2 separate regions of the Homo sapiens genome follow, and region 2 is linked to region 1. A link is an interaction called in ENCODE POLR2A ChIA-PET data of the cell type or tissue named here. Cell type or tissue: GM12878. All regions are shown on one strand. Each heading gives the region's core, and the rest is flanking DNA. Links, peaks and the distances in the headings are about the cores only.

What was found. Peaks named below come from ENCODE experiments on the same cell type or tissue, not always from the same donor. Only the 100,000 strongest peaks of a DNase experiment are listed, where the experiment ranks them.
Region 2: POLR2A ChIA-PET joins it to region 1 with 5 read pairs; 9 of 35 experiments call an interaction of 5 or more read pairs at or near these places.

What each region holds. Positions count from the first base shown.
Region 1 is chr10:12,352,638-12,356,637 of GRCh38, reverse strand. The region is part of intron 1 of CAMK1D (calcium/calmodulin dependent protein kinase ID); the gene reads right to left. Among named protein-coding and RNA genes, the nearest start is that of CAMK1D, 5.1 kb to the right of the region's middle. RefSeq lists a silencer at 32-81. In GM12878, for the core only: no CTCF peak of the experiment used is centred there; no DNase peak of the experiment used is centred there; H3K4me3 peaks cover 2,486 bases; H3K27ac peaks cover 911 bases.
Region 2 is chr10:12,429,402-12,439,730 of GRCh38, reverse strand. The region is part of intron 1 of CAMK1D (calcium/calmodulin dependent protein kinase ID); the gene reads right to left. Among named protein-coding and RNA genes, the nearest start is that of CAMK1D, 85 kb to the right of the region's middle. In GM12878, for the core only: no CTCF peak of the experiment used is centred there; no DNase peak of the experiment used is centred there.

The DNA.
Region 1 (4,000 bases), core at 1-4,000:
CGATTCTCCTGCCTCGGCCTCCGGAGTAGCTGGGACTACAGGTGCACAGCACCACACCCAGCTAATTTTCTGTATTTTTAGTAGAGACGAGGTTTCACCACGTTGGCCAGGCTGCTCTCGAACTCCTGACCTCAAAAGAGGAGGTACCTCAAAGTCCCTCTGAGAATTTCACCTTCAAATTCAGAAATCCCTCCCCAGGGGAGCCCAGAAGCCCAAGGCTGTGTGCTTGCCCGTTTCCAGAGCCTCCCAGCACACGGGCACCCATAATGTGTAGACAGAGCAGGTGCTCCGAGAATTCCTGGGGAAACTGAACAAAACCACCAAATGAACTGTTCGTCCAAGCCCAGGTCCTTGGGGAATCTCACACCCCACATCCAGTCCACCAGCAATTCCTACCAGCTCCACCTTTAAAACACATCCGGAATTCGGCCAGGTGAGGTGGCTCACGCCTGTAATCCCAGCACTTTGGGAGGTGGGGGCGGGCAGATTTTTTTTTTTTTCTTTTTGAGACGGAGTCTCACTCTGTCGCCCAGGCTGGAGTGCAGTGGTGCAATCTCGGCTCACTGCAAAATCCCAGGCAGGCTCCCACATCAGGCACTTGCCCTTGTGGCCGCCTTTGACCGGAAGAGTCTACGTTCAGACAGCCCCATGGCTCTTTCCAGGTCTGCATTCAAGCGTCACCTCAAGCTGCCATCACCCCACCCCACACATCCCCTTTGGCTCTTGGTTCCTGCCTAACCTGCAGCTTCTAACGTGCTGTTCCTTTCCCTTCTTTGCCCCTTGTATTTTCTGTGGCTCCAGGAGAGCAGGCATTCTCGTCTGCTCACTGCCGTCTCCTCGGTGCCTAGAATATAGCAGGTGTTCAACCGATATTTTTAAATGTATGAGAGGCTGAATTTATATCACGCCTCAAAACAAGAGGACTGGGGAATCCAAACATCTAAAGAAGACTGCAGCGGGGATACCCTCGGGGAGAAGTCTAGGGGCTTCCCACCCCTCCTTTTTTCTCAGTAATGTTCTTCCTAATGCTTCTCACGGACTCTCAAATTCTAAGTAACCCCAGAAAAACAACTATGAAATTCACCAGTCAAATATACAAACCACCTCGAGTGTTTGTGCATTCTCTCCCCCACCACACACACATACACACGCACGCGCGCGCACACACACACACACGCACACACAAACACATATACACCAAAAAAGAAAAGTTGAGTCTGTTTTCCATCTGGACTTTCAGACAAACCAATCATCTGTGTCCTTAATAGGTGTATTTATTGGGCAATTTCAGAATAAGTAGCATAGTGTGAGATGAGTGGGAAAAGACGGTGCTTGACCCACGGAAGTTTCTATTTATAGTCTTCCTAAAGCAGCATCCAGCAGGCACTCATTTAATGAAAAAGGAGACACACTGCTATTGACACAAAGTGAGATCAGGGTGCTGGTCCTGAGCTCTTATTGTGCTACTAGTACAGTCACAAAAATGTCCCTCCAGAGCTAAGTGCAGTGGCCCGTGCCTGTCATCCCAGCACTTTGGGAGCCCAAAGTAGGAGGATCACTTGAGGCCAGGAGTTTGAGACCAGCCTGGGCAACACAGCAAAACTCTGTCTCTACAAAAAAATAAAAAAGTTAGCCAGGCATGGTGGTGCACACCTGTAGTCCTGGCTACTCTGGAGGTTCAGGAAGGAGAATCACTTGAGCCCAGGAGTGTGAGGCTGCAGTGAGCTATGATCGCACCACCGCACTCCAGCCTGAGTGACAGAGCAAGGCTCTGTCTCAAAAAAAAAAAAAAAAAATTTTCCTCCAAACAGAAATGAGCTGCACCTAGCCACACAAGGAAAGCCCCTCGGGAACAAAAGCAAGTGCCCTCCTTACACAGGGAGCCACAGAATCTTAGGGTTGCAAGGGTACTTGAAAATTTTCTCATCGGCTGGGCGCGGCGGCTCACGTCTGTAATCCCAGCACTTTGGGAGGCCGAGGCAGGCGGATCACGAGGTCAGGAGATCGAGACCGTCTTGGCCAAAATGGTGAAATCCCGTCTCTACTAAAAAATACAAAAAAATTAGCCGGGTGTGGTGGTGCTACTTGGGAGGCTGAGGCAGGGGAATCGCTTGAACCTGGGAGGCGGAGGTTGCGGTGAGCTGAGATCCCGCCACTGCACTCCAGCCTGGTGACAGAGCAAGACTCTATCTCAAAAAAAAAAAAAGAAAAGAAAAGAAAATTATCTCATGTTCCCTGTTCCCCACCCCCAACCTGCCTTGATTTTATAGATGAAGAAACTGAGACAGGGAGAAGGTAATGTAGGTCAATGTCCAAGCAGTCCACAGGCCACAAAACCCCTCATGGCTGAACCAGACCTAAAACCCAGTCTCAAATCCTCCACGATGCCTTGTCCAGCCATCTACAGACAGGAACAACTTCAACTTCAAATGCTCAGTCTACACGAAAAACATGCATTCATATCCCGCGGAGATGAAGATCCATTTTCTAGGGCATGCCATGTTCTGTACTCCAGGGGAAATGAGGTTTGTTGGGAGACTCATTCTGCCACGTGCCAAGTACCCAGGCCTTTCCATTCACATACATTTCACAGCCTGGAAATTGCAGAAGTGACTTCTATGAGTCTAGGGTGCTTCCTAGACACCACACCGAAGCTTTCCTCCCATCCATATACTTCTCCGAATAGTATTTTAGGGGTTTTTTTATTTTTTGCTTCAGTAGTCACTGAAAGATAGCTACGATAGGGACGGCCTGAACAGCCTTGGCAAATACACCAACAGAAATGTGTACCCCTCCTAATTTGCCATTACATAACATTTATTTGTTCTCATAGTGTGCCAAGGGTCTGAAAACATGTTGATTAATAGACAATAATTAAGTCTCACCACCTTATTCAGAGATATGGTTATGTTCTGGGATTCCCTTTTGTAGGAGGCTGCACTGAAGCGCACAGGTTGAAAGGTTTGTCCCTGAGACCTGACTCAGAGGTGCATCAGACAACCCAGGCCAGACCACAAAGCCCAGTCCTTTCTCTTATGCTGCTCTTTGCTTCCTCAATCTCATTTTCCACCCTCCTGGGCCAACCTTCACTCCCATTCGGCCCCCACTCTCCAGCAAGGTCCCTCTAACCATACAGCCTAACCGCCTTGACCCCTTAGCTTCCAACAGTAAATGCTCGGCTCCATGAGGTGAGATACCTGGATAAGGCAGTGGATATCAGATTACAAAGTCTGGCAAAATGAGTGCTCCTCCAGCCTTTGCAATGCTTTATTTTAAATACATGTGAACATTGTGAGCTGACAGCCCTGCTTCTTACAAGGCTTTCCTGCCTTCGTATCTTAAAGACGTAGGGAGAAAGTAGGGCAAACAAAGTGACTGGAACTGCGGCATACTTTGGAAATGAATGCCAGTGGTTAATTGTCGATGCCTTTCATTTGTGTTAGATTTCATTCAAAACAAGAGAAGGGCCCAGACTCAAAATCCCCACTGAAGGGACCAGAAGTCAACTCCACATTAAGACTCGGGCCAGAGTCACCGGTCATGGCCCAGGGTGGAGCAGGCATCTTGAACTGGGGACCACTTCTAGAAAGTACACAGAGGCGGCTGGGCGCAGTAGCTCACGCCTGTAATCCCAGCACTTTGGGAGGCCGAGGCAGGCGGATCATGAGGTCAGGAGATCGAGACCATCCTGGCTAACACGGTGAAACCCCGTCTCTACTAAAAATACAAAAAAATTAGCCAGGCATGGCGGCGGGCGTCTGTAGTCCCAGTTACTCGGGAGGCTGAGACAGGAGAATGGCGTGAACCCATGAGGCAGAGCTTGCAGTGAGCCGAGATTGCGCCACTGCACTCCAGCCTGGGCAACAGAGTGAGACTCCGTCTCAAAAAAAAAAAAAAGAAAGTCCACAGAAGCAAAAGGACGACAATCCAAAAGCTCTGAAATGCTTCCAAGTTTTCCAAGTTTAGATAACATTATGCTATCATTATTGCCATCATTATG
Region 2 (10,329 bases), core at 2,311-6,310, 81 kb before region 1:
GTCTTTCCCATTTTATTTAGAAAAACAAAATCTCCTCAGATTCGTCTTATATCAAAGACAGCAGAACAAACAAGTAAGTCCTCGATCCCTCTCTCAGGATTCCCGGGACAGTGAATTCAACTGCAAAGCACTCAGCAGTGTGGCTCTACAACCGGGACCCTTCACCGATGTGCACATTGACAACACTACCTACAGCAGGGAGGAGGACTGGTGAGAGCAAATCCCACAGCTGTTATCACAGCCAAGCCCTAAAACGCAGGCAAACAATAACATGCATATCCTTTCAGTCATGCCCATTTAACAGCAATAATGCTCCCTGAAAAAAATAAAGGGACATATACACGAGCACAGAGTAATTTTGAAAAACACGTGGCTCTCCCTGTCTGGCCTCCAGTCAATAAATGCCCCCACAGATGGGAGTTTTCGATAAATATTAAACCATAACAAACAACTGCTCAGGGCTCTGAGACGTATGCAGCCTTTTCAGCCACAGAAAGCACCTGTCAAGAATGACTTCGAATATGAGTTATGAAAAAGAAAAATAATGTTAGTCTGTGGTACACAAGGCAAAGTCCTCAGACAGCCTGCGCAATGGAACTTGGGATAATAGGCCCTGGTAGACACAGACGATAGTGCCTGATGTCTGTCCTACCCTGGCGACAGTCTCCCACACGTGACGGGCAAATGACTCTATTTTAATAAACAGGAGAGGAAGAGACAGGAAAGAGCCTGCACCAGAAAGCTGAGGTTTGGGGAAAATTCCATAGAAAGCAAAAAAATCAATTAGAAATATTAAGTCTTTCTTAAAAAATTAAAGTAACACGGTGCTGTCCAAGGATGCAGTTTGTATTTAACGTCCAAAGGCAGGTTTGCTGTTATTGTTATTTCACTAAAATCAAGACCATTAACTCTGTGGTAGAATGGAGCAAGGCAGGGAAGAAAAGCAAAGGTTTCCTCTAAGGAGAAATAATTTATTGCATCTCTACTGCAATGCCTCAACCTTCAAAAGTCATGGTGAGAATTCTAAGTCTCAAGTCATTCCTAGTGCAACAGCAAAAATGTGCAGCCACCACTCCTGGGTAAGAGGTCAGCAGTCGTTGCAAACTTCATTAAAATCTTTCATTCCCAAACCAGTGAAACAACATGTAAAAATGGCCCCAGTAAAGACAAGAATGTGACCTCAAAAAAATTTTTTTAAAGAAAGATATGTCCAGGAATTTCAACTGATGGAACACCCAGTGCTTCAAAAACAGGGTTTTCTTAGAATCTTCTTAAGAAAGAAACTGAATGAATGTCATGGGGGATTATACCTTTTTCATCTTCCCAATTCAGCAGGGACAATAGCCACATGTATAATTCCATCACGACAGGGGAAGCAAAGTCTCAGAGATGGAAAAAAGACACCAAGGGCAGCTTAACATGTGGTCCTTCTCCAAGGAAGTCAGCCATGCAGCAGCCAAAAACAAAAGGAAAAGGTCCCAAGCTCAAGGCGAAGGACCCACGACTTCAGACACCTGAATTGCACTTTGCCAAGCATGGTCCATCATGAGGTGTGCAGAAAAGAGCACGTGCTTCAAAAGGCCCCTCACAAGGTTGGCCCTTGGCTGGCACCTGAGAACCTGGATTCCAGGAGGGTTCCCACCATCCTAACTAAAGAGCAATTCACTGCACCTAAACAGTTTATGCAAGCAAAGTGGTTTTTGCTGAACATCTGCTTTCCTTCTGAGATTCTGGAATTTGGGTCTGTGCTAGGCAGCAGGTGCCTATGTGACCAGCTCTCAGTAAGAACCCTAACAAGAAGCTGATGTGAATATATACTGCAGGATTCCAAGTACATGACACTCTAGAAAAGGCAAAATACAGAGGCAGGAAAATAGTCAGTGATTGCCAGGGGTTGGAGACAGGGAGGGGAAAATATGCAGAAGAGGGAGAATTTTTAGGACAGTGAAACTACTCTGTATGATACGATCATGGTGGATCCATGTCATTAGCTATTTGTCCAAATCCATAGAATATGCAACACCAAGAGTGAGCCCTAATGTAAACTATGGACTCAGGGTGATGGTGACGTGTCATTGTGGGTTCATCAGCTGTAACAAAATGCCCCGCTCTGCTGGGGGATGTTGATAGTAGGAGAGCCTGTGCATGTGTGTAGGGCAGCGAGTATATAGGAAATCTCCGTATCTTCCATTTGGTTTTGCTATGAACCTAAAAATGCTTTAAAAACTAAAGTCTGGGCTGGGCGCGGTAGCTCACGCCTGTAATCCCAGCACTTTGGGAGGTCAAGGCGGGTGGATCACCTAAGGATGAGAGTTTGAGACCAGCCTGGTCAACATGGTGAAACCCCGTCTCCACTAAGAAAATACAAAAAATTAGCCAGGCGTGGTAGCAGACGCCGGTAATCCCAGCTACTTGGGAAACTGAGGTAGGAAAATCTCTTGAACCCAGGAGGCGGAGGTTGCAGTAAGCCGAGATCGTGCCACTGCACTCCAGCCTGGGTGACAAAGCGAGACTCTAGATAGATTACATAGACAGACAGACAGACAGACAGACAGATGGACAGATAGATGATAGATAGACAGATAGATAGATAGTCGGTCTGTTTAAGAAAAAAAAATCTGGCTGCTGAGTCTAGCAAGCTTCCCTAGTAGATGCCATTTCACACGTCACCACCACTCCTTGCTGATTGAACTAAGCTTGCCCTGTGTGCCCACCCCCCAGGAAGAGGACACTGGGAAATTTGTGCCCACCTGATCTGCGCCCTGCCCCTGGTGCCTCTCCCCTGTGCTGATTTTGCTCGAAGTCCTTTCGCTGTGATAAATCTTAGCCATGACTATGACCATAGGCTGAGAACTGTGAGTCCGTGGAGCGAATCATCAAACCTGGGGGTGGTCTTGGGGACCAACGCATGGGCACTTAATACGTGTATTGTGACTGATCACCTAAGCTCTAAAAATACCATAGATCCTGTCACACTGAGATCACCCGTTGGTCTCAGGGATCCTGTATCAAGTCCTCATGCCAGCATGCCCACACAGATGCCCCCATGGGGCTTTGCTGCCGAGACAGCTTCCTCCATGAGGGCTGAGATGGGCTAACTACAGCATCCGAGCTTATGAGATTAGAATGTCAGGCTTCCCACCAGGTAGGGGAACCTCTGCCCCCAAAGACTTTACCATCACCTCCTCGCCACCAGTGAACATAAACCCCACAGAAGTCAAAAGTTGTCCTTTCTTTCAAAAAACAAAGTCAGCAAGCCTCAATAAAATCCAGAATAATGCCTCCGACCAGCTTCCTAGATTTCCTTCGACGGTCACTGCTCTTCATTCTCCTTGGACAAGCCTTCATCCAGCGAGGCTGAGGGATGTCCCTGAGAGGGGGCATGTGGCTTCCAGTGAATGTGAAGAGGAGGCACTCCACAAACCCTTAGGTCCACAGCAGACTCTAGACTCTATCGACAGGATGCCCAGGCTGGCCCAGGGAACTAGAACCCACCCCTGGGCACACATGTGAAGCCTGTACGTGGAAGAGGAAGACCAAGGAACCAGAGTGGCTTTCAGGCCAAGGACAGGCTTGAGTCACAGATGAAGCCGGGGCCCGGAAAGCCATTGGCACTCAGTCTCCCACCCCTAGAAGCAAGCCTTCCTTCCCGAGCTGTGTGGCACAAAGGTACAGTCCTCTCAGGCTGTTCACCTGCATGCAATCACAGCTCAGAGCTGGACAGCCTAAGACTCATTCCCGACTGTCCCCACCACCCCATTCTGCTCATCTACAGACAAGGGTGGAGCCTCAGCAAGCTCTAGCATCTGATCCCTTCTTAACCTACTCTGTAAAGGAACATGCAAGGAAGGACCCACTCATGCATTTAGCACTGACTTATGGTGCCCAGGAGGCAGCACGAATACAAGACAATGAGAAGGGTTTGGACCAGCATTCAAAGAGCTCACCGCTGAGTTCTAAAACTGCATTCCCTGTCACCTCTGAAAATACCTCCAGCCACAGGCGACCTACATCCCTCATCTGTTAAAATGCAAACAAAAGAGGTCTTGTTGGAATCCTGCCAGGTATTAAAGGGTAGGAGAGTGGAAAGCAGTGGAAAAGCCTGGAGATGACCACTAAGCCATCCTCCAACCTGCTGGGCACAGAGCACGTCTCACCTTCTGACTCAGAGCTGCCAACAGACAGGCTGCTTGGGAGTGGAGGGGACGAGCAGGTCACAGGATGCCCGCCGGTATTACCTTGAGGTAACAGGAACTCCAGCCTGTTGCACAAAGGTGAGCATCTACAGGAGGCCCTTCCAAAACAAGCAGGGAAGTGCAATTGATGGAAATGAGGTGCTGAGCAGGTGAGGTAAGAAAACCACGGAAGCAGCAGAGAACCTGGAGTTAGGCTTGGAATATGGAAACCTAGGGCGGATCCATCAGTGTCAGTGGGGCTTCTTGTTCAGGGACTGCAATTGGCCTCCTGCTCCCCATCACCTTTTCTTTTTTTTTTTTTTTTTTTTTTTTTGAGACAGAGTTTCACTCCTCGCCCATGCCGGAGTGCAGTGGCACAATCTCAGCTCACTGTAACCTCTGCCTCCCAAGTTCAAGCCATTCTCCTGCCTCAGCCTCCGGAGTAGCTGGGATTACAGGCACCCACACCACCACCACACCTAGCTAATTTTTGTATTTTTAGTAGGGACAGTGTTTCACCATGTTGGCCAGGATGGTCTCGAACTCCTGACCTCAGGTGATCCACCCGCCTCAGCCTCCCAAAGTGCTGGGATTACCAGTGTGAGCCACTGCGCCCAGCCTTCCCTCCCCTCCTGATTCCTCCTGGGCTGCTTTCTCAAAGATAACTCTCCTGCAGGGAGGTCAGGGTCATGCCCAAGGGCCAGCCTTTTCTAGACGGATGATTCCCACATCCTTCAAGTCTCAGAACACCCAGCACAGACTGAAGGCGATCAAGGTGACCGGGCTACCACTCAGCATTGGGAAGCATTACCCGGTGAACATCAAATGTGTATTTACACACCGTTCAGAGTATTATTTAACAGATTTGAAAACAGCACAAGGACGTTTTTCACTTTGCAATTAGGGAAAGAGATTTGCTAATTTAGGTCCTTAAATCCTTGGAATCTTTAAGCAGTCACTTGCTGGATGTCATTATCCCTAAAGCCACCAGCTAATTCTAGGCCAGTAATGAGAGAGCTCACAGCTTGCACAAACAACGGCTGGGCTCTATGAGCCTGGAGCCAAGCCAATCTCACAATTCTGCCTAGATCCAGCCCCGTTCCTGGTCACTAGGGTAGTGGGCATCTCATGGGCATCCATGATCAAGGCTCAGCGCCAGACCCCTTGTACACAGAATCAGGAAATCTCAAGCGCTGAAGGGCACTCGTTTACAGAGGAGATTTGGAAAGGCCAAATGGCTTACCTGGGGTCACAAGTCAGGGGTGTGTCTGACTCCAAACCCCAAACACTCTATGCTATCATCCTGTACCCAGTCACAATTAGAAATATAACAACAGACTTATTTTTTTAATTTGGAAGAGAAAAATCTTAGGACTAGTTACTCAAGGTAAGAAAGCAATAGAAAAGGAAGAGAGCTCTTAGCCAGGTATGAGGGATTGCTCCTGCAGTCCCAGCAACTCAGGAGACTGAGGCAGGAGGATCACTTGAGCCCAGGAGTTCAAGGCTGCAGTGAGGTATGATCACACCACCGCATTCCAGCCTGGGTAATAGAGCAAGACCCTTTCCCCACAATAATCATAATAAAATTCACAAGGGCCAGTACCACTTCAGAGGAGGGACTTGTAGATGCAACTAAATCCAGACAGAAGGATGCACTGGGGGACCTGAAATCCCCACCCAACGACAGGAAGTCTGTGTATGTTAGGACTCTTAACATAACCCTTTACAAAGTGAGGGTTTGGCAAACTGCAGCCCCTAGAAGATGCAGAGCTGAGTGATGCCCAGGGGCAGGGGCCCAAGCACGTGGCTATCTGGCAGGTTCCTCAATGTTACTGCAAAAATGCTCTGAATCCACGAGTTTGTTTTTTCTTTTCTATGGTTTTCCATTCAGCAAATATAAACCGCATGCCAGCTTTCTGGACGCAAGGCATTGACTGGGGAGATGCCAATCACAGGCTCCAGACCCCTTACATGAGGCAAATCCTGAGAAACCACTCCAAAACTCGATGCATTCTGACCACCAGATTCCGCTTTCCTCGACCCAGTTTTATGCTTCTTTTGTTGACTAAATAACCAAGCAAAATTAAGGGAGAAGACTCTAAGGAAGCCTAGACTGTTTGTTTTGAATAAACAAATATTAAAAAAAAAAATCAAACCCTTCCACCTGAGAAAAAAATTACGCTGTACCTGGAGCAGGAAATGAGAGCAGAGGGAAAGATATCAGGCATTGGTAATTAAGTCCTGGGGTCTGCAGGAGGGAGGGCAGCTGGTAGGATGAGAATGATCAGCAAAGCTCCACAAACGTGGTAGGCAAAAAAGCAGCTGGACTGGGAAAGGTTTTCAGCAGGGAGATGGGGGATCTCCAAGCTCCTCTAATCTCTAAAAGGAGAACAGCATAAAGAGAGCAATTCTGAGGCTGTGAGAGGAAACCTGACCGAGCACCTGGTGTGTGCTTTATGGGTCTTTCCCTGGATCTTATGTAATTCACGCCCCACCTGCTCCCATGCCCGGAACACATCTGGGCACAGTCTGTGGTTCTTTTCCATGATCCGTGTGAGCTGGCTCAGGGACAGTGAAATCCCTGCATAGCACTGGCATTTACTCTAATCCCGGGGACCTTGTACATGACTCTCCCAAAGGGTCATCCTGTGCTGTGCAGCAGCTCCCATTGCCGAGACGGCACCATCTTGGGAGCAGGTGGGTGGAATCTGGCCTTCGAGAGTGTCCAGCACAGACCAGCCCAATGAGGGCAGAACACCAGTGACAAGGACACGGTAAGGGTGGACAATGGGGAATCTTCAGGGTGCAAGCAAGGCAAGCGCTGGCACCCTGACACCATTCATTCGTTCACTCATTCATTCATTATTCAACTCACCCATTCATTTATTCAACTCACTCATTTGTTCATTTGCCCATTCATTCACACATTAACTCATCTATTCACTCATTCATTCATTTATTCAACTCATTCATTTGTTCATTTGCCCATTCATTCACACATTAACTCATCCATTCACTCATTCATTTGTTCACTTGCCCATTCATTCACACATTAACTCATCCATTCGCTCATTCATTGATTTATTTATTAATTCATTCATTTATTCGTGTACTCACTCATTCATTTGTTTATTCATTCCCACTTTGGTGGGAAAGCAAAAGTCTTCAAACCAGGCCCCAGCTGGATCTGCCAGAAACACACACACAAAGACAACAGACAAATAAACCTTGGACTAAGTTTCCTGCAAACGAAGGTAAGGGTGATAGGAGAAAACTTGAGAATCACAGCCTCATGGGGCTGAGGAAAAACTCTTTGGGGCTGTCTCCCCACCACCACGGGCAAGTTTCAATCCACCTCTGTGGGTCATATGATTCCCACTCTCCCTATCACCATCTCCAAAGGCAAATTAGAGCTCCCAGGCTCTCAGAGAAACGCGGCCCAGTGTCTCCAGACAGCCCTTGGAATCTGGAAATCACTGCTCCTCTGATGTATCCAAAACCCCTCTTCCAAAGGTAGAATACCTGAGCCAAAGACTGGCCACAGTGACCTCTGCTCAAGGAGACATGGTCGGCCTTCTTGATTGCCTCTCCCCAGGGATGACAGGTCTCTCCAGACCCTGCCGCATGGCCAAAAGGGAAACACAGCTGGAGGAACTGTGACGCCAGGAGAAGAGTCAGGAATCATCAGAGGTTGCCAAGAACATCCTCAAATCCTCTGCGGATGTGAGAAGGTTGTAAATCTTAAAATGTAATATAGAAAAGCTGGATAATAGCTGTCACTTCTAGTTTTCCCAGTAATCCCTTCAGGGAAGTAGAAAAGAAGAGGAGAAAAGTCAGACCGGGTCATGCGGGTGAGATCAGAGGCTTTATTAAAGCAGGGAACGGACGCCCCCAGCTCTGGCCCTGGAGTAACAGAGCACGCTCCTCCCACCCTGGGTTCCTCAGGTGCTCCACGATAGGCAGGCGCTCTGAAGGATCTCCCTGGATTCCCCTGAGGATTAGTGCATCTTTTGAATGAGTTATTCCTCGGGAAAGTGAGGGGATTGCATCTACCTCTCGGGAGTGCACATAACTGACTCTCTTGGAGTCTGAGAATCGGCCTCTCTCCCCGACCCACCCAGTCTCTCTCCTCAGACACTGAGTGATCACAGCCTCCAGCTCACCCAGACCCACCTGTGCACCCGGCTCCTTTCTAAGCCATGAGCTGATCTCCGTTTCCACCTGTGCCCTCAATAACCAGGGATTACAGTGCAGCTGCAAAAAACAGCCCCAGGCTTCCAAGGGGCAGCAGTGGAGGTGAGATGTGTGTTTGATAACTTCCCGACAAAACTGCCTTTCACATTTTGGTTTATTGTTTTAATTTTTCTTCCTTTCTCTACTACAAGAATAAGGCAGTAAGAACAAGGTGGAGAAAGCATAATTTTTTAAAAAATAAGAAAATGAGGCTCATCTCCTAATTTATTATAAAAAATAAAAACAATAGCATTTAAAAATAATCACATGTATCAGCTGGGCATATGGTTCACGCCTATAACCCCAGCACTTTGGGAGGCCAAAGCGGGCGGATCACTTGAGGTCAGGAGTTTGAAACCAGCCTGGCCAGCATGGCGAAATCCCGTCTCTACTAAAAATACAAAAATTAGCCTGGCGTGGTGGTGCACACCTGTAATCCAGCTACTTAAGAGGGTGAAGCAGGAGAATCGGTTAAACACAGGAGGCAGAGGTTGCAGTGAGCTGAGATTGCACCACTGCACTCCAGCCGGGGCCACACAGCAAGACCCCATCTTAAAAAATCATCATCATCATCATCATCATCATCACATGTATGCACCAAAGCTCCAAGCCTGAAAAGCCCCAGAGAGCTGCAATGGAGACATATCCAATACTCGGCACGTGGATTCTATCTCCAGCTCTGCCCTAAGGAAGCGTGTGGTCGTTCACAGCCTGGGCAGCTGTCTGGTCTCAGTGTGTTTGCAAAATCAGCAATGTACTGCCTCGTTCTCAGACTCTGGTGTGTGACCCACAGACAGGACAAGGAAAAAGTCGTGTAATTAATTCAAATGACTTGGGATAAAAACTAATCTGATTTAGTGAAAGCTCTAGATGTTCTGAAGCACACTGATCCCCTTCAAGTTCATCAGATATAAAAACTCACAGCTACAGGAGGCCAAAGGACCCACAGACCTGTTCCGTGCAAGCCCACCTACCAGCAGGGCTGGTCAGTGCCTTGTGGGGCTGTGCTCTCCGGGAGAGCGGATCGTGTTCATTTGGGAATTATTGACCACAGCGCTTTGCTGAGCAATCCGTCTTTTCACGGAGCATGCAAAGGTCAACAGGGGCTTGGTCCCATCCAAATGCTCACAAATCCCAAACGAGCAGGATTGGAACAGGGGTTTTCTAGGATTATACCAGCTACTGACTTCCATCCAAGAGAGAACAGCAAGGCAGTGGGGGATGTAAGTGTTTTTGTCATTATGTATGACAAAGAACATGAAGCAGAGGAAATCAGAAGGCTGGAAAACAGTGAGAGAAGCAAGCAAGCAGGAGAGAATGTGGGAGACAAAGTGAGAGTGACTCCCCGGGGTGGGGAGGGGCAGTGCTGGGGCAGTGTTGTTCTAAGAACTGCAGTTACCCAGCCCATGTGTCCAAAGGATGCTAACCAAGTACATTAATGCAAACATTCACGCATCCTCGGTGGAGGGATTCACCAGAGGTGAAACCTTGCGTGGAGTGCAGCTGCACACAGCAACTTCCCTGGGCCCATCTCCCACAGGCACCCGGTGGTCTCAGTCACACCCACCTCGAACCTGAACTTAGTGCCAATGTTTGTCAGCCCATGTGCTAAGGGCTGGGCACAGTGAGGTGGATGACTGAAGAGGTCGTGCAGGGTCACAGGATGTTATAAGAGAGAATGGGGGCCAGGCATGGTGGCTCACGCCTGTAATCCCAGCACTTTGGGAGGCTGAGGTGAGTGGATCACCTGAGGTCAGGAGTTCGAGACCAGCCTGGCCAATATGGTAAAACCCCATCTCTACTAAAAATACAAAAATTAGCCAGGCACGATAGCGCGCACCTATAATCCCAGCTACTCAGGAGGCTGAGGCAGGAGAATTGCTTGAGCCTTGGAGGCAGAGGTTGCAATGAGCCGAGATCA